Regions from separate parts of the Homo sapiens genome. Here region 1 is linked to region 2. A link is a loop called in an ENCODE intact Hi-C map of the cell type or tissue named here. Cell type or tissue: Calu3. All regions are shown on one strand. Each heading gives the region's core, and the rest is flanking DNA. Links, peaks and the distances in the headings are about the cores only.

The links. A loop is a pair of places that touch in the nucleus more often than their neighbours do. Peaks named below come from ENCODE experiments on the same cell type or tissue, not always from the same donor. Only the 100,000 strongest peaks of a DNase experiment are listed, where the experiment ranks them.
Region 1: it touches region 2 in a loop (2.3-fold over the local background); 3 of 110 quality-filtered maps call a loop at or near these places.

Annotation. Positions count from the first base shown.
Region 1 is chr7:138,822,543-138,832,550 of GRCh38, reverse strand. KIAA1549 reads left to right here. Exons shown (of 20, transcript NM_001164665.2): 20 at 1-1,170. Among named protein-coding and RNA genes, the nearest start is that of ATP6V0A4, 29 kb to the right of the region's middle. RefSeq lists a silencer at 293-587 and an enhancer at 1,668-2,167. In Calu3, for the core only: no CTCF peak of the experiment used is centred there; a DNase peak (open chromatin) is centred at 4,030.
Region 2 is chr7:138,751,977-138,759,976 of GRCh38, reverse strand. It overlaps ATP6V0A4 (ATPase H+ transporting V0 subunit a4), which reads left to right. Exons shown (of 22, transcript NM_020632.3): 8 at 99-225; 9 at 3,437-3,519; 10 at 4,195-4,288; 11 at 7,140-7,352. Among named protein-coding and RNA genes, the nearest start is that of TMEM213, 42 kb to the left of the region's middle. In Calu3, for the core only: no CTCF peak of the experiment used is centred there; DNase peaks (open chromatin) are centred at 3,206, 3,996, 4,476 and 7,286.

The DNA.
Region 1 (10,008 bases), core at 819-8,818, 72 kb before region 2:
TTCCTCCAGGTTTTTCAGGGGTCACTTCACATTTCTAAAGAAAGAGTGAATAGGCTGGGCATGGTGGCTCAAGCCTCTAATCTCAACGCTTTGGGAGGCTGAGGCAGGAGGATCGCTTGAGGCCAGGAGTTTGAGACCACCTTGGGCAACATAACGAGACCCCGTCTCTACAAAAAAAATTTAAAAATTAGCTGAGCATGGTGGCATGTGCCAGTAGTCCCAGCTACTCGAAAGGCTAAGACTGGAGGATCGCTTGAGCCAATGAGTTGGAGGCTGCAGTGAGCTATAATCACGCCACTGCACTCCAGCCTGGGCTGCAGGGTGAGGTCCTGTCTCTGGAAAAAAAAAAAAAAAAAAAAGGAATAGGTAAAAGGGACAGAGGTGAAATTTTGAGTGACTTGAGTCTCTTGCAGTCCCTGATTACACAGAACCTTTCTGGGCTACTTGGAGCATCACGAATAGTCTTTCCTGTACTTACCAGATTTCAAGTATTCATAACTTGACTCCCTAAGTGTACAAGTTGGGAATAGTACAGGGCCAAGTTCAAGTCGCATATGCTGTACTGTTCCTCCTGCAAATGTGGGGAAAGAAGAGGGAGATACTAGAGGAACTGAGGCTCCACCCATTCATTCAGTTGCTCTAAGCACCAGAGGACTTGTTTCAGAAAAGGGGAGTGGGAACGCCCTCGACTTTGCCCTCCTCCGGAGCATCTCTGGGACGCAGGGAGTCTGGCTAGCGTTAATAGGAAAGGTTGCTCGGCAGAGCTGCCCTGGAGTACTGACTTGTCTCTCCCTCCTTTGTCAAGGTCCATGTTTTTCTGGCTCTTCCTGCACACTCATCCCTAGATTATGAGCGTTAATGTACGAAATGTGCAGAGCAAATTGAGGCCAACTGTGGCATCAATACTGCAACTTAAACTTGACAATCATGGTTTGCTGGTCCTCAAACAGGCACTGAAATCTCAGTATGGGTATACGATTTAATAATCGGCCCCTCCCTTCTATTTGTCGGTTTTATGTTTCTATCCTTCAATAGCTGCACTGTTTTCTAATGTGCTGTAGAGTTTTTGAAATAATTTATGCAAGTATTTGGTTTCCATGTTTACAATTTATACAGCTTTCCTAGCATTTTAAATGGAAATGTCAATAAATGCTATGAATTGGTGTCAAAGTGATATTTTCTGTTGATTTCCTTTGCAACATGATAGTTTTCTCGTTTGTAAAACATGAAACATTGGATGAGATGATCTTTCTGTTCTCTAATTTTGTGTCTCTGGTGAGAACACCCAGTACTTTTGTTACTGGTGGAGGGTGTCCAGGTTCTTGGCGTCTTGAACAAAGAGTTGGACAAAACACACAAAGCAAGGAAAGAATGAAGGAATTTATTGAAAATGAAAATACACTCCACAGTGTGGGAGCAGGCCTGAGCATAGGGGCTCAAGGGCCCGGTTACAGAATTTGTGGGGGTTTAAATACCCTCTAGGGGTTTCCATTGGTTACTTGGTGTACGCCCTATGTAAATGAAGAGGTTTAAGTAAAGTCACACAGTCATTTACTCGACGTACACCCTATGGAGAGGATGTTTCCTGTCATAGCTGAACTGTGGCTCGGCCTTATGTCCCCTACTCCAGACCCCATTTTCCTGCCTCACTTTCATTGTCCAAGAAATTAAGTTGAAGGTATTCTATTCAGTGTGTGGAATTTGCAGACTTGTTTTCACTCGTTTTTGCCTGTGCCAATCCTTTCTACTCAGTGTAGTTTGACTGCTACCCACTTAGCAAATGGATGAATCCACTAAGAGCAAATTCAGTTTGGAATTAAAAGATTAGTGCCTCACAATTTAGAAAGATGAGAAGACCAAAGTCCACACAGTCTTGAAAGGTAATAGGATAACCCTGGAGTTGTTTACACAACCCAAGAAAACAAGATCCCCTTGAAACTTAGAAAAGGGGATGGGCGCTGTTTCTCACGCCTTAATTCCAGCACTTTGGGAGGCCGAGGTGGGTGGATCACTTGAGGCCAGGAGTTCAAGACCAGCCTGGCCAACATGGCAAAACCCCATCTCTAATAAAAATACCAAAAAAAAATCAGCCAGGCATGGTGGCGGGCGCCTGTAATCCCAGCTACTCGGGAGGCTGAGGCAGGAGAATTGCTTTAACCCAGGAGGCAGAAGTTGCAGTGAGCCGAGATCGCGCCACTGCACTCCAGCCTGGGTGACAAAGTGCAACTCTGTCTCAAAAAAACAAAAACAAAACTTGGAAAAGGAACTCAAAACACAGTGGAATATAACAGCTAAATGACACAGAATCCTGGATAGGATCTTGGAATGACAGCAACAACAAAAGAGAATATAGTGGGAAAACGTGAAATCCAAATCAAGTCTATAGTTAACAGTATTGTACAAAGATTAACGTACTGGTTTTGCTAACTTTATTATGGTTATTGAGATTTTAATATTAGAGGAAGCTATGTAAAAGGTATCCTGAAACCCTCTAAATCATTTTTGCATCTTTTTATCTTTTTTCTAAATCTAAAAGTATTTAAAAATATAAACACGAATCTGGCACAGGTAAAGCCCACAGACCTTCTGCAGAGGCTCATATAATCCTGTCCTGTGCATCCACAACCCAGGGGCTCTGGTACTTCTCAGGGCGAGCTGCTAGCTTTGAAACCACAGTTAACAATTGCAAGTCTTGGCAGAAAATAAACCTTCAAGAAGGAGGGCTGGTGGGGTCAACCAAAAGGAGAATTTAAACCTAAAAATCCAAGAAAATAGGCCAGTATGAAAGAGATAAATAATACGTTAGATGTTTAAAGAGGTTAAAAAGAACTAAGAACAGGATATTATGTAAAAGTCTAAGCAAATTTGCCGAAACCAAAAATAAGTTCTCAAAAGGGATTTATTTTATTTTATTTATTTATTTATTTTGAGACAGAGTCTCGCTCTGTCCCTGAGGCTGGAGTGCAGTGACGCAATCTCAGCTCACTGTAACCTTTGCCTCCCAGCTTCAAGCGATTCTCATGCCTCAGCCTCCAGAGTAGATGGGACTATAGGCGTACTCCACCACGCCTGGCTAATTTTTCTATTTTTAGTAGAGGTAGTGTTTCACCATGTTGGCGGGCTGGTCTCGATCTCCTGGCCTCAGGGTGATCCACCCGCATTGGCCTCCCGAAGTGTTGGGATTACAGGTGTGATCCACACTGCACCCGGCCAGAAAAGAAATCTTTAAAAAAGACAATATACACACAACGGTCAGATATTTAATATTTTACACATAACTGAAGAAATAACTATAACAGTTTTAATAATTTTATGTTTTAATCTAACTTTAGATGGAAAACAACAAAAATAGTGGAAACTAACTGGTAGAACTCATTACAAGATTTTATATGCTCTGAATGTAAATAGGTTTGAAATGACAGAAGAGCAGGGAGTTACTAGAAACAGCTAAGACTTACAAGAAAGGGCAGGCTGATCCCACGCTCAGAGCCTGAACCCCCAGTTCAAATGAATATAACCAGGCGCGGTGGCTCACACCTGTAATCCCAGCACTTTGGAAGGACGAGGCAGGCGGATCACGTGAGTTCGGGAGTTCGAGACCAGCCTGACCAACATGGAGAAACCCGTCTCTACTAAAAAATACAAAATTAGCCGGGTTTGGTGGCACGCGCCTGTAATCCCAGCTACTCAGGAGGCTGAGGCAGGAGAGTCGCTTGAACCCAGGAGGTGGAGGTTGCAGTGAGCCGAGATCATGCCATTGCACTTCAGCCTGGGTGACAAGAATGAAACTCTGTCTCAAAAATAAATAAATGAATAGGGATTTGAGTCATAATTGGCATTTCTTGTCCCTCTGTCCTCTTCCTCTCTGCACCTGCCAAGCAGAGCTTAAGGTAAGAAGAAAAGAATAACAAGAACAGAGATCCTTTTGTTCAGTTTCTAAGTTAGATTATTAATGAAAAGTTCTCATCGGATAGTGCCCTATTAAGTAACTTTCTCCCTCTACAGAACTCGGTACTTTCCTTGCCACACCCTTCTGCACATCCTGGAATAAATGGGGGTGGGTGAGTTTGATTTCTCTACTGCTGAAGACTTGAAAAATTGTAGCCACAAATCTAGGTAAACCACATTTGTGTAGCTGAACTATTATTTGTTGTATTTGTGCCAAAGTATAGCATTACAGAAGTGTAAGACACAGAACCTATCTGGAAAACTCATAAAGCTGTTTCTGAGTGCCTGATTGGTAGCTGGTTCCATCAGTATCTTGAAAATATGCGTTAGTTTAAGTACAGGTATACCCTGGAGATACTGGAAATTCGGTTCCAGACCACTGCAGTAAAGCAGGTCACGAACTTTGTGATTTCCCACTGTATACAGAAGCTATGTGTAGCTATACTGTAGCCTATTAGGTATGCAACAGCATTCTGTTTTTTTAAAAAAGCATACATGCCCTGATTTAAAAATACTTTGTTGTTAAAAAAATGTTAACAATTATTTGAGCCTTCAGTGAGTCCTAATGTTTTTGCTGGTGGAGGGTCTTGCCTCCATGTTGATGGCTGCTGACTGATCAGGGTGGTGGTTGGTGAAGGTTTGGGTGGCTGTGATAATTTCTTTTAAAATAGAACAACAATGAAGTTTGCCACTTCCGTGGACACTTTCTTTGACGGAAGATGTCTCTGCAGCATGTAATGCTGTTTGATAGCATTTGACCCACAGTAAAACTTCCTCCAAAATTGAAGTTAATCCTCCCAAACTCTGTCACTTCTTTATCAACTAGGCTTATGGGATAGTCTACGTCCTCTGTTGTCATTTCACTGATGTTCACAGCATCTTCATCAGGCCTAGATTCCATCTCAAAAAACCACTGTCTTTATTCATCCATAAGAAACAACTCCTCAACTGTTTAGGTTTGACCATGAGACTGCAGCAGTTCAGTCACATCTGTAGGCTCCACTGCTAGTGCCCTTGCTATTTCCACTCCATCTGCAGTGACTTCCTCCACCAAAGTCTTGAACTCCTCATCCGTGAGGATTGGAATCACTTCTTCCAAAGCCCTATAAATGTTGATATTTTAACCTCCTCCCATGAATTACGAACGTTCTTTTTTTTTTTTTTTTTTTTTGAGAGGGAGTTTCACTCTTGTTGCCCAGGCTGGAGTGCAGTGGCGCGATCTTGGCTCACTACAACCTCTGCCTCCTGGGTTCAAGCAATTCTCCTGCCTCAGCCTCCTGAGTAACTGGAATTACAGGCATGAGCCACCACGCCTGCCCGGCTAATTTTGTATTTTTAGGAGAGATGGGGTTTCTCCATGTTGGCCAGTCTGGTCTCTAATGCCCGACCTCAGGTGATCCGCCCACCTCGTCCTCCCAAAGTGCTGGGATTACAGGTGTGAACCATGGCGCCTGGCTAATTATGAATGTCCTTAATGGCATCTAGAGTGAGGAATCATTTCCAGAAGGGTTTCGATTGACTTTGCCCGGATCCATCAGGGGAGTCACTATCTATGGCAGCTATAGCCTATAGCCTTATGAATTTTTTTTTTTTTTTTTTTAGACAGGGTCTCATTCTGTCACCCAGGCTGGAGTGCAGTGGTACGATTGCTGCTTACTGCAACCTCCACCTCCCAGGCTCAAGCGATCCTCCCACCTCAGTCTTCCCAGTAGCTGGGACTATAGGAGCGTGCAACCATACCCAGCTAATTTTTTTTTTTGTATTTTTTGTAGAAACAGGGTTTTGCCATGTTGCCCAGACTGGTCTCGAACTCCTGACCTCAAGCAATCCGACTGCCTCAGCTTCCCAAAGTGTTGGGATTACAGGCATGAGCCACTATGCCTGGCCTGAAATGTATTTCTTAATAAGACTTGAAAGTCGAAATTACTCCTTGATTGATGGGCTGCAGAATGGATATTGTGTTACATATGAAAACAACATTAATCTCTTTGTACATCTCCATCAGAGCTCTTGGGTGACTAGTTGCACCGTCAATGAGCAGTAATAGTTTGAAAGGGATCTTTTTTCTTAAACAGCAGGTCTCAACAGTAGGCTTAAAATATTCTTTAAACCATGCTATAACAGATGTGCTGTCATCCAGGTTTTGTTGTTCCATGTATGGAGCACAGGCAGAGTAGATTTAGCATAATTCTTAAGGGCCATAGGATTTTCAGAATGCTCAATGATCATTGGCTTCAACTTTAACTCACCAGCTGCATTCGCCCTAACAAGAGAGTCAGCCTGTCCTTTGAAGCTTTGAAGCCAGGCATTGACTTCTCCTTCTCCTCTCTTGCTATGAAAGTCCTAGATGGCATCTTCTTCAATAGAAGGCTATTTATCTACACTGAAAATCGGTTTTTTGTTTGTTTTTTTTTTTTGACACGGAGTCTCGCTGTGTCACCCAGGCTGGAGTGCAGTGACAATCTTGGCTCACTGCAACCTCCACCTCCCAGGTTCAAGCGATTCCCCTGTCTCAGCCTCCTGAGTAGCTGGGATTACAGGCATGCGCCACCATGCCTGACTAATTTTTTGTATTTTTAGTAGAGCCGGGGTTTCATCATGTTGGCCAGGCTGGTCTCGAACTCCTGACCTCAGGTGATCCACCCGCCTCAGCCTCCCAAAGTGCAGACATTACAGGCATGAGGCACCATGCCCAGCCTGAAAATCTGTTCTCTACTGTAGCCACCTTCGTCAGTTATCTTAGTTAGATCTTACGGTTAACTTGCTGCAGCTTCTAAGTCAGCACTTGCTGCTTTACTTTTTTATGTTATAGAGATGGCTTCTTCCCTTAAACCTCATGAACCAACCTCTGCTGGCTTCAAACCTTTCTTCAGCTTCCTCACCTCTCTCAGCCTTCATAGAATTAGAGAGCACCTTGCTCTGTATTAGACTTTGGCTGAAGGGAATGTTGTGGCCAGACTGATCTTCTATCCAGACCACTCAAACTTTCTCCATATGAGCAATAAGGCTGTTTCGCTTTCTTCTCCTTTGTGTGTTCACTACGGTAGCACTTTTCATTTCTTTTAAGAAGAACTTTTCCTTTGCGTTCACAACTTGGCTGTTTGGCACAAGAGGTTTAAACCGTGTCAGCTTTCAACGTGGCTTCCTCACCAGGCTTAATCACGTCTAGTTTATTTAAAGTGAGTGACGTGCACCTCTTTCTTTCACTTGAACACTTCAGAGGCCATCGCAGGGTCAGTAATTGGCCTAATTTCAATACTGTTGTGTCTCAGGGAATAGGGAGGCCTGGGGAGAGGCAGAGTGCGAGGGAACAGGTGGTTGGTGGAGCAGTCAGAACACACACAACATTTATTGTTCTTAAGTTCGTGGTGTTCTATGGGCATGGTTCATGGTGCCCCCAAACAGTAGTAACATCAAAGATCAAAGATCACGGGTCACCATAACAGATGATTAAAGAGTTTGAAATATTGCAAGAAGTACCAAAATGTGACTCAGAGACCTGAAGTGAGCAGATGCTGTTGGAAAAATAGCACCAAGCTAGTCATGGTGGCTCACGCCTATAATCCCAACACTTTGGGAGGCCAAGGTAGGAGGATCACTTGATCCCAGAAGATTGAGACCAGCCTGGGCAACATAGTGGGACCTGTCTCTAAAAATATTAAAAAATTAGCCAGGTGTGGTGACCCACGCCTGTAGTCCCAGCTACTCGGGGTGGCTGAGGAAGGAGGGATTGCTTGAGCCCAGGAGATCAAGGCTGCAGTGAGTCAAGATTGCACCACTGCACTCCAGCCTAGCTGACAGAGTGAGACCCTATCTCAAAAAAAAAAAAAAAAAAAAAAAAGACAGAAAAATAGCACGAATAAACTTGCTTAGAGTTGCCACAAATCTTTGATTTGTAAAAAACACAATATCTGTAAATCACAATGAAGTGAAGCACAATCAAACGAGGTATGTCTGTATATGGATTTTCATTCTGGGATATAGTATTAGAATATACCCCAGATCAGTAGTTCCTTTCATTAAGCATTTTAAAATTCTGAGATTGTTTCAAAGAAAATGTTAGTGCAAGAAGTTAGGAGAAAAACAGGGCTTAAAAGGTAAAATGGGGCCGGGCGTGGTTAATCCCAGCACTTTGAGAGGCTGAGGTGGTTGGATCACCTGAGGTCAGGAGTTTGAGAGCAGCCTGGCCAACATGGTGAAACCCCGTCTCTACTAAAAATACAAAAATTAGCTGGGCATGGTGGAGGGCACCTGTAATCCCAGTTACTTGGGAGGCTGAGGCAGGAGAATCGCTTGAACCCAGGAGGCAGATGTTGCAGTGAGCTGAGATTGTGCCATTGCACTCCAGCCTGGGCAACAGCAGCAAAACTCTATCTCAAAAAAAAAAAAAAAAAAAAAGTCAAACAGGGTTCCTGCATTTCAGAACAAATGAGTGTTGGTCTTTTTTTCCAACAGTAGCTCTGCACTGTGGCTGCTTTTGAAGAGCAGCAGGGATGTTCTATATTTAGCAGAATCCAGAAGTAGCTATTCCCCTTGGATCCTCCCAAAGCTGTAAATGAGAGACAAGAGTGATCGCTACCTAGATTGGAAGTCCGAGAACCAGTGTGTGCTTGGGTCTTGGTATTACTTTTCCCAGATATTGTTCTTTCTGGGTTCCTAGTGAGACAAGTTTAATATACAAATTAGGAGTAAAGTTAAATTTTTTAAAAATTTTGGAAAGATATAATTAGGCCAAATTTAAATTAGAACATCACTAATTTAAATGTGGCCTAATTATATCTTTTTTTTTTTTTTTTTTTTTTGAGACAGAGTCTCACTCTGTCACCTAGGCTGGAGAACAGTGATGTGATCTCAGCTCACTGCAACCTCTGCCTCCTGGGTTCAAGTGATTCTCCTGCCTCAGCCTCCTGAGTAGCTGGGACTACAGGCACCCACCACCATGCCCAGCTAATTTTTGTATTTTTAGTAGAGATGGAGTTTCACCATGTTGGCCAGGCTGGTCTCAAACTCCTGACCTCAGGTGATCCACCCGCCTCGGCCTCCCAAAGTACTGGGATCACAGGTGCAAGCCACCGGGCCCAGCCGAATTATGTCTTTTTAAAGCCTATTCACTTAACTTTTTTTGTTCTTCCTTTCCTGGTCAAAATGTGAATTAGCAAAAATAAAAGAAATAAAAACCTGTATAACTCTACCACCAGAGACACTGGCATCAAAATTTTGGTAAATTTTGGTCTTTTTAAAATAATAAATAAATAAATAAATAAATAAATAAATAAATAAATAAATAATCCCAGCATTTTGAGAGGCCGAGGCGGGTGGATTGCTTGAGCCCAGGAGTTCGAGACCAACCTGGGCAACATGGCGAGACCATATCTCTACTAAAAAATATATAAAAAATTAGCCAGGTGTGTTGGTGCACATCTGTGGTCCCAGCTACTTGGGAGGCTAAGATAGGCTGAGAATTGCTTGAGCCTGGGAAGTGGAGGCTGCAATGAGCCAGAATTACATCACTGCACTTCAGCCTGGACAACAGAGCAAGACCCTGTCTCAAAAAAAGTTAAAGGCTGGGTGCCGTGGATCATGCCTGTAATCCTGGCACTTTGGGAGGCAGAGGCAGGCAGATCACTTGGGCCCAGGAGTTTGAGACCAGCCTGGGCAACGTAGCGAAAACCCATCTCTACAAAAAATACAAAAATTAGCTGAGTGTGGTGGTGCACGTCTGTAGTCCGAGCTACTCAGGAGGCTGAGGTGGGAGGATCACTTAAACCAGGGAGACAGAGGTTGTAGTGAGCTGAGATCATGCCACTGTAATCCAGCCTGGGCAACAGAGTGAGACCCTGTCTCAAAAACAAAAAAATTTTTAAATAACAAATAAATCTAAGCCAACTTAATGTTGTTTGGCGATCGGGACGGATGGGGATGATTTTCTTTCTAATTGACCTTCTGGTAAGCTATTGGTTTGGATTCCAGAGTACACAAGGGCAGAGGGTGGCAATAAAAGGATAAGAATTTGTGTGAGATGCAATCCGGAAAGAAAGATCAGAAGATATTCTGGGGCTC
Region 2 (8,000 bases), core at 1-8,000:
GCCCTTCCTTTCATGGTGTGTCTTCACGTCCTACAGGGCCTTCTCTCTGCATCCCAATCCCTGTGCCTTAAGGAATGTCTTCCCTTCTGGCTGCCTAGGTTCATAGCCGGTGTGATCAACAGGGAGAGGATGGCTTCCTTTGAGCGGTTACTGTGGCGAATCTGCCGAGGAAACGTGTACTTGAAGTTCAGTGAGATGGACGCCCCTCTGGAGGATCCTGTGACGGTGGGAACCTTGGGCTGCAAAAACTTTCTCTGAGACTTCCCATAGCCCTCAGCAGAAGCGCTTCGTTCTCCCAAAACATGGGGGATCTTTAGTTTGATGAGACTAATATCTATTTCCTTTTTTTCTCCTTTTTTTCCTTCCCTTTTACTTTGTTCCTTTTTAAAAATATATATTTGAAAGGTCAGTTCAAGGACTGATTCTTGTCAACACCTCATAACTGGTTTATTCTTCCCAGAGACATAGCTATACTTTTCTCTAGAACTTAGTTATACTAGTACTATCCTAGGCGGCAGCTGTGTCTTAAAGAACTGAGAACTGATTGAGGTCAGCTTCTCAAGCTTCAATGTGCACGCGAGCATAGAGGTCACCCGGGGATCTTGTTAAAATGCAAATTCCAGGCCAGGCATGGTGGCTTATGCCTGTAATCTCAGCGCTTTGGGAGCCCAAGGTGGGAGGATCGTTTGAGGTCAGGGGATTGAGACCAGCCTGGGCAACATAGCAAGAAAACATCTCTACAAAAAAAAGTTAACCAAGTGTGGTGGCACACACCGGTAGTCCCAGCTACTTAGGAGGCTGAGGTGGGAGGACAACTTGAGCCCAGGAGGTCAAGGCTGCAGTGAGCTATGATCACACCACTGCACTCCAGCCTAGGGAACAGAGTGAGACCCTATCTCAAAAAAAAAAAAAAAAAAAAAAAAATAGGCTGGGCATGGTGGCTCATGCCTGTAATCCCAGCACTTTGGGAGGCCGAGGTGGGCGGATCACCTGAGGTCAGGAATTTGAGACCATCCTGGCCAACATGGTGAAACTCTGTCTCTACTAAAAATAAAAAAATTAGCCAGGAGTGGTGGCGCACACCTGTAGTGCCAGCTACTTGCGAGGCTGAGGCAGGAGAATCACTGGTACCCAAGAGGCGGAGGTTGCAGTGAGCTGAGATTGTGCCACTGCACTCCAGCCTGGGTGACAGAGCAAGACTCCCTCAAAAAAAAAAAAAAAAAAAAAAAAAAAAAAATTCTGAGTCAGTGGGTCTGAGTGGGGCCTGAGATTCCGCAGTTCTTACAACTCCCAGAGAATGCTGATGATGTATTTGCCAATAGATCCCACACTTCAAACAACAAGGCTTCAAGGGGGCTCAGCCCTTAGTGCCATACAGTTGTTGCTGTGAATTCTGTCGGATGTTGCTGTCTCACCTTCCAGTTTGTATTTAATCCACTTACCCTTTAATTCCCAGAAGCTAGGCTTATTTCTGAGCGTCTATAATCTTTTTCAGATTAGAGGCTAAAAAAATTAATTTTAATGAAAAAACAACAAAATTCATTTTGATGAAAAACAACTTTAAAATAAGTGAAATTTAAAATAAGAAAGATTATGAAAAAAATGAGAAACCCCATCACTCTAATGTCTTCATTTGTATTTTGCCTCTTGTACTATTTCTCTCTATAGCCGTAGACAGGTATAATTTTATATGATTGTAGTATACATGGAAATAATTTTTTTCTTTTCTTTGTTTTACCTAATATGAGATCCCTCCCCATATTACTGTGCATCCTTCGTAAAGATCATTTTTAAATTTGACATTAAATCATCACTTTTTATAATCCTGTTTTGACATATGACAGTCATAGTGGGAGAGAAAGTAAAAGCATCTGGAAAAAGATGAGCGTGGACGCCGAAGGTCACCAAAGGGAAGTCATGAGATTAGAGCAGATTCCTGATTCTGGTGGATCAGGAGAAAAGAAAATTTAAGAGACTCAGAAAAGGACCAGGGTAGACTCCACGGGTAGAGAAACCTTTTGGAAATAATGTAACGCAGCAGCTCTGAAAATCCTAAAACACCGCCACTTGCTCCCGTAAGGAAATGCCAAAGACAGGATTCATTTTGATAGTATTTTTAAGGAATATCTATTGTGTCCACTGAGTTGACGTGACGTTGACTATCTATTTTGGACACTTTATTTCTAATTTTTCTCCAGAATGTAGACACCATGATGAGCATCTTTATGCATGTGGATTTTTATTTGCTTTTGAATTACTTTCATAATAAACAAGTTCAAGAAAAATAGGATTGCTGGCTTAAAGGGTGCGGGCATTTTAATGACACCCGATAGGTCCCGACAAATGGCCTTTCAGTGACTTTTCTGATTCCAGTGCCTCGAGTAGTATGTGATGAGTCTATTGGATTTGTCATAACTTTTCCAACAATAGTTTTTGTTTTTGTTTTTTGGGGTTTTTTTTTGAGACAGGGTCTCACTCTGCCACCCAGGCTGGAGTGCAGTAGTATGATCATGACTCACTGCAGCCTCGACTTCCTGGGCTCAAACAATCCTCCCACCTCAGCCTTCCTGGTAGCTGGGACCACAGGTGAGCACCACCACACTCAGCTAATTCTTGTATTTTTTGTAGAGATGGGGTTTTACCATGTTGCCCAGGCTGGTCTTGAACCCCTGGGCTCAAGCCATCCACCCGCCTTAGCCTCCCAAAGTGCTGGGATTACAGGTGTGAGCTACTGCACCCGGTCTGGGTTTTGTCATTTTACCTTTACCCCCTCAAACTAAATAAGATTGGAAGAATGCATTGTTTCAGCTCATATTTCTTTGCTTACAGTAAGAGTTAAACATTTGCATGTCTGCTTGTGGAACACATCTTCCTTTCTTGTGAATTGTCCAACTTGGACTTGACAAGTGTGATTTAAGCAGCAGTCTTATGGCACACAAGCAACTGTGAGTCAAAAAATCTGAGCAACTGTATGTATGAGTCAAAAATTGGGCATGGCTTTACCTTTGTTAAATATAAAACACCTACTCATCCCCAAAATGTCGGTGTTGTGTGTTAATTAACTCTGGTGAGCCAGTTTATCAGCCAGCTGTCTTCGTTTTAAGCCTTGCAATATTCTCTTCTGAATGGTTTCTTGTTTATTATCATATCTCTTAAATGTGGGGCTTAGAGCTGAATATAAGGTCTGGCTGTGGTCCAACCAGCATCGGGAACAGGGAGCCTGTCACCTTAAGGCTGCATTAGCCTCTGTGAGGTCCTGGATGGCCTTGCTCTCAACTGTGAGCTATGAACTTAGATGAACTAGGAAAGTTACAGTTTCCCAGTTTTAAATGTATGAATTGTGTAAGCCTAAAAACAGGACTTTACATTTCTCTCTATTATGTTTTAACCAGAAAGAAACCCCCCCCTTTTTTTTTAACTTATTCTGATTTTCCAGAAAGAAGAAATTCAGAAGAACATATTCATCATATTTTACCAAGGAGAGCAGCTCAGGCAGAAAATCAAGAAGATCTGTGATGGGTAAGAGGGAGTGAATGGCTCTTTCTTCAGTGATTTGGGCCAGGATTAGATAAAGAGATGTGCAATGCCAAATGCACATGACTGTGGCTTCTAGAGGTCAGTAAGGCTTTAGAATAACTTTCTCACATAAAAGTCAGCCCCAACTGATTTTTAATAGTTGTAAGAATATGAATAGGGAGAACTTGAATATGCAAAATGTGAGGGTAACTAAAAGTGGACATGTTCCCCATTTCAGTCTATTCCATCTGAGACTTTTCATCAGCTGCTCCAGAGTAATCCAACTGCATGGCTAACTTGTTTTGGATTTTACAGAATCGTGTTACATGTAGCTCCATAGAAGCAGAAATGACTCAGTGCAGAGGATATTAATACATTAATAGATTCTTAGGAAGGGGCAAGCCCAGCTTGCAGTCTTATTTACCCAGCAACTCACAGGTTTTATGGTTTGAATGAAGCTCATTCATATAACAGAACTGCAGCCTCAATTCACAGCACAAGTGACGTACTGGGAACCCTTATGACTGGGACTCCTTTTCCAGTGGCCAAAGACGCAGTTATTCTAGGATAGGCTGGCCATCTAACTAAAGTCAGCAAACGATGTCTTAGCAGAAAAGGGGATGCAGAATGCTTTGCAGCAAGAACTCACCTGTTTCCTTTGGAATATATTAAACACAGGTTTCGAGCCACTGTCTACCCTTGCCCAGAGCCTGCGGTGGAGCGCAGAGAGATGTTGGAGAGCGTCAATGTGAGGCTGGAAGATTTAATCACCGTGAGTGAGGGGTTTGGGCGCATGGTCTGATGGCAGCTGCAGGAGGGCTGCCTCTGCTGTTTTCATACAAGCCCTGCCCCCCAGGGCCCTTGCTGGGAGGCTGGCTGGAATGCTGGCTATGCCTTTCTGGTTGTGGCTGTGGAAGATTTCACAATTGGGAAACTGTTCGATAAGCTAGAGGGAACGAAGCTGTGTCTTAAGAATGCTTTGCCCAGGGTCAGATTTGACCACAGCCCTAGTCAGCCTTCAGGTGGCCACCCCGATCTGATAAAAGGCACCCTTTATTGCCAGCCTCGGCCTAGACGGAATCTATGATACAACCACCCAGCCAATTAAGTTGAACAACCAGTTTGACTGATTATTTTCCCACTGAATTGCCTGGTTGTTTAAGCTGATGGGTTAATTCTGTAAAAACAGTGAGTCTAGTTTCACCATGTGAACATTCATTCATCCCAAACTCATTTTCTTTGTAAAGTCTGTCACCATCCAGGGTCACTCAACACACTTATGATCAGAAATCTTTCTTCAATCACAGCAGCTTTGAAAGTAATCACTGAAAACAGCTGGGCCTCCCTCGCTGGCAGACTCTCATCAGTGCTAGAGTTCGATAGAACTTTCGGTTATGATAGAAGGTTCATGTGTCCTGTGCTGTCCAACACTGTAGTCACGAGCCACATGTGGCTATTGAGCCCTTGAAACATGGCTAGTGCCACTAAGTCATTTAGTTTGTATTTTTAATTTTAATTCAATTTAAATTTTAGGGCTGGGTGCGGTGGCTCATGCCTATAATCCCAGCACTTTGGGAAGCTGAGGTGGGTGGATCACTTGAGGTCAGGAGTTCAAGACCAGCCTGACCAAACTGGTGAAACCCCATCTCTACTAAAAATACAAACACTAGTCAGGCGTGGTGGCAGTCACCTGTAGTCTAGTCTCAGCTACTCGGGAGGCTGAGGCAGGAGAATCGTTTGAACCTGAGAGGCAAAGGTTTCAGGGAGCCGAGATCGCGCCACTGCACTCCAGCCTGGGCAACAAAGCGAGACTCCATCTCAAAATAAAATAAAAGGAAATAAAATACATAAAATTTAGTAGCTGCATGTGGCTGTGGTAGAAGTCAACTCAGTTTTAGATTCTGGACAAGTATGTTAAGAAATTAGATATGTGCCTCTTTCAAAACCCTTAGGCTAGCAGACAACTTTACTTTTCCAGAAAACCTGTGTTTAATTTTTTTTTTTTTTTTTTTGAGATGGAGTTTTGCTCTTGTTGCCCAGGCTGGAGTGCAGTGGCGCAATCTCGGCTCACCGCAACCTCCGCCTCCCGGGTTCAAGTGATTCTCCTGCCTCAGCCTTCCGAGTAGCTGGGATTACAGGCATGCGCCACCATGCCTGGCTAATTTTGTATTTTTAGTAGAGATGGGGTTTCTCCATGTCGGTCAGGCTGGTCTCGAACTCCCGACCTCAGGTGATCCACCCACCTCATCCTCCCAAAGTGCTGGGATTACAGGCGTGAGCCACTGCGCCTGGCCTGTGTTTAATTTTTTAATCCTCTCCATTACTTCTTTGTCACTTGTCAGGAACACTGTTTCCCCAAAGCCATTGAAGTCCTTTCCCCCCAATTCTCCATGCTTGATTTTATGAAAACGTCATGAGGAGAATGGAAAATAAATTCTGCTAGATGTGTGCTTACATTTAGTATGACGGGTTGCTGCTGTGTCGAGGGCTTCAGATGATCCCAGCTGAGCAGCTTCTGCAGGGGCAGCTTTCTCCTTTGGCTCAGTCCCTGCCAAAGATGAATCTTAGACACTGTCTGATGCTGAGGCATATAATTCGGGCTATGCTCTTTGAGGTTTCTGAAAGTCACCTCTGTGCTGAGGTGCTCTTGTCTCCTGGAAATCCCCAGGCCAGGGGGCATTATATTGCAAAGTGACAGGTAGTATTGGGCTTGTGAGATGCTTCGGTGGCCTCATGGCTCTCGTTAATCTTAGAGCCAGCATGTCTGTCTTACAGTGTGTCTCTTACAGAGGCCATGTGTGCTGAAAAAGATTACCCTGTTTGTTGTATCATCAAAACATAAAAATGATTCCATTAAATAAATTCTGTGTGGGCCCAATTGTCCATTCATTCCTTCATTCATTCACTTGTCATTTATTGGAGGGATTATGTATGTAAAGGGTTGTGGTAGATGTAGTAATCTCTTAGGGTTGCTGTAACAAATTACAGCAAACTGGGTGGCATAAGACAATAAAGATTTATTCTGTCATGGTTCTGGAGGCCAGAGGTCTGAAATCAAGGCGTCAGCAGGGCCGTGCTCCCTCGGAAGACCTGAAGGGAGCCCCCTCCTTGCCTCTCCCCAGCTCTGGTGCTGCGGGCCGTCCTCCGCATTCCTTGGCTTGCAAGTGCCTACTTCTCTGCCTCTGTTGTCACGTGGTATTCTTCCCTGTGTGCCTCTGTGTCTACGTTTCTTATCAGGACAGTGGTCATATGGGATTAGAGCCCATTCAAATCCAGTATGACCTCTTCTTAACCTGATTCCATCTGCAAAGACCCTCTTTCCAAAAAGGCCATATTCACAGGTATCAGAGTTCAGGACTCTTTTATGTGGACAATTCAACCCATAACAATAGGACAATGAGGAATTTAGAAGAAAAGGAAGATACAATCTCTGCCTAAGGGTTTTAGCCTCTAGCGGGGGAGATAAACTGCTCAGGAGAGTTCAAGGCCAGGTGACAGCCACAGGTCAAAGGAGCCTGCCAGAGCAGAGGAAGCTGCTGTGGCCTGTGACACTCCATTTTTGGCACCTTGTCAAACAGCTCTGTGAAGGTTCTCTGTTTTCCTGTGTGTTGTTTTTTGTATAGGTCATAACACAAACAGAGTCTCACCGCCAGCGCCTGCTGCAGGAAGCCGCTGCCAACTGGCACTCCTGGCTCATCAAGGTGCAGAAGATGAAAGCTGTCTACCACATCCTGAACATGTGCAACATCGACGTCACCCAGCAGTGTGTCATCGCCGAGATCTGGTTCCCGGTGGCAGATGCCACACGTATCAAGAGGGCACTGGAGCAAGGCATGGTGCGTGGCAGGTGGAGCCAGGAGGGGTCCGATGAGTCAGCCCCTCTGCTGGGCTCTCAGAGGGTGTTGGCCTCATGGGCCACATGAACTCAAGTGACTTGGTGGTAGGATTGCTTCCTTCATCTTTGTGTCTTCAGTTATCAACCCCACTCGAGGACATAAAAGAAATTCCTTTGTCTTTTCAGTGTTTGACAGTTGTTCACCATTTTTTGACCTTTTGTGAGTACGTATTGAGGTTTTTTTAAAAAAAAAAAAAAAATAGAATCTCGCTCTGTAGCCCAGGCTGTTGTGCAGTGGCACAGTCTCGGCTCACTGCAACCTCTGCCTCCCGGGTTCAAGTGATTCTCCTGCCTCAGCCTCCCGAGTAGCTGGGATTACAGGTGCGCCCTACCACGTCCAGCAAATTTTTGTATTTTTAGTAGAGACGGGGTTTCACCATGTTGGCTGGGCTGCTCTTAAACTCCTGACCTCAGGTGATTCGCCTGCCTCAACCTCCCAAAGTGCTGACATTACAGGTGTGAGACATCACACCCGGCCATACTGAGCATTAATGTGCCAGTCTCTCAGCTAGACTATCGTTTTGGGGGGATTTTGTCTTTTTTTTCTTATTAAAGATGGGGACCTCGCTATGACACCCAGGCTGGAGTG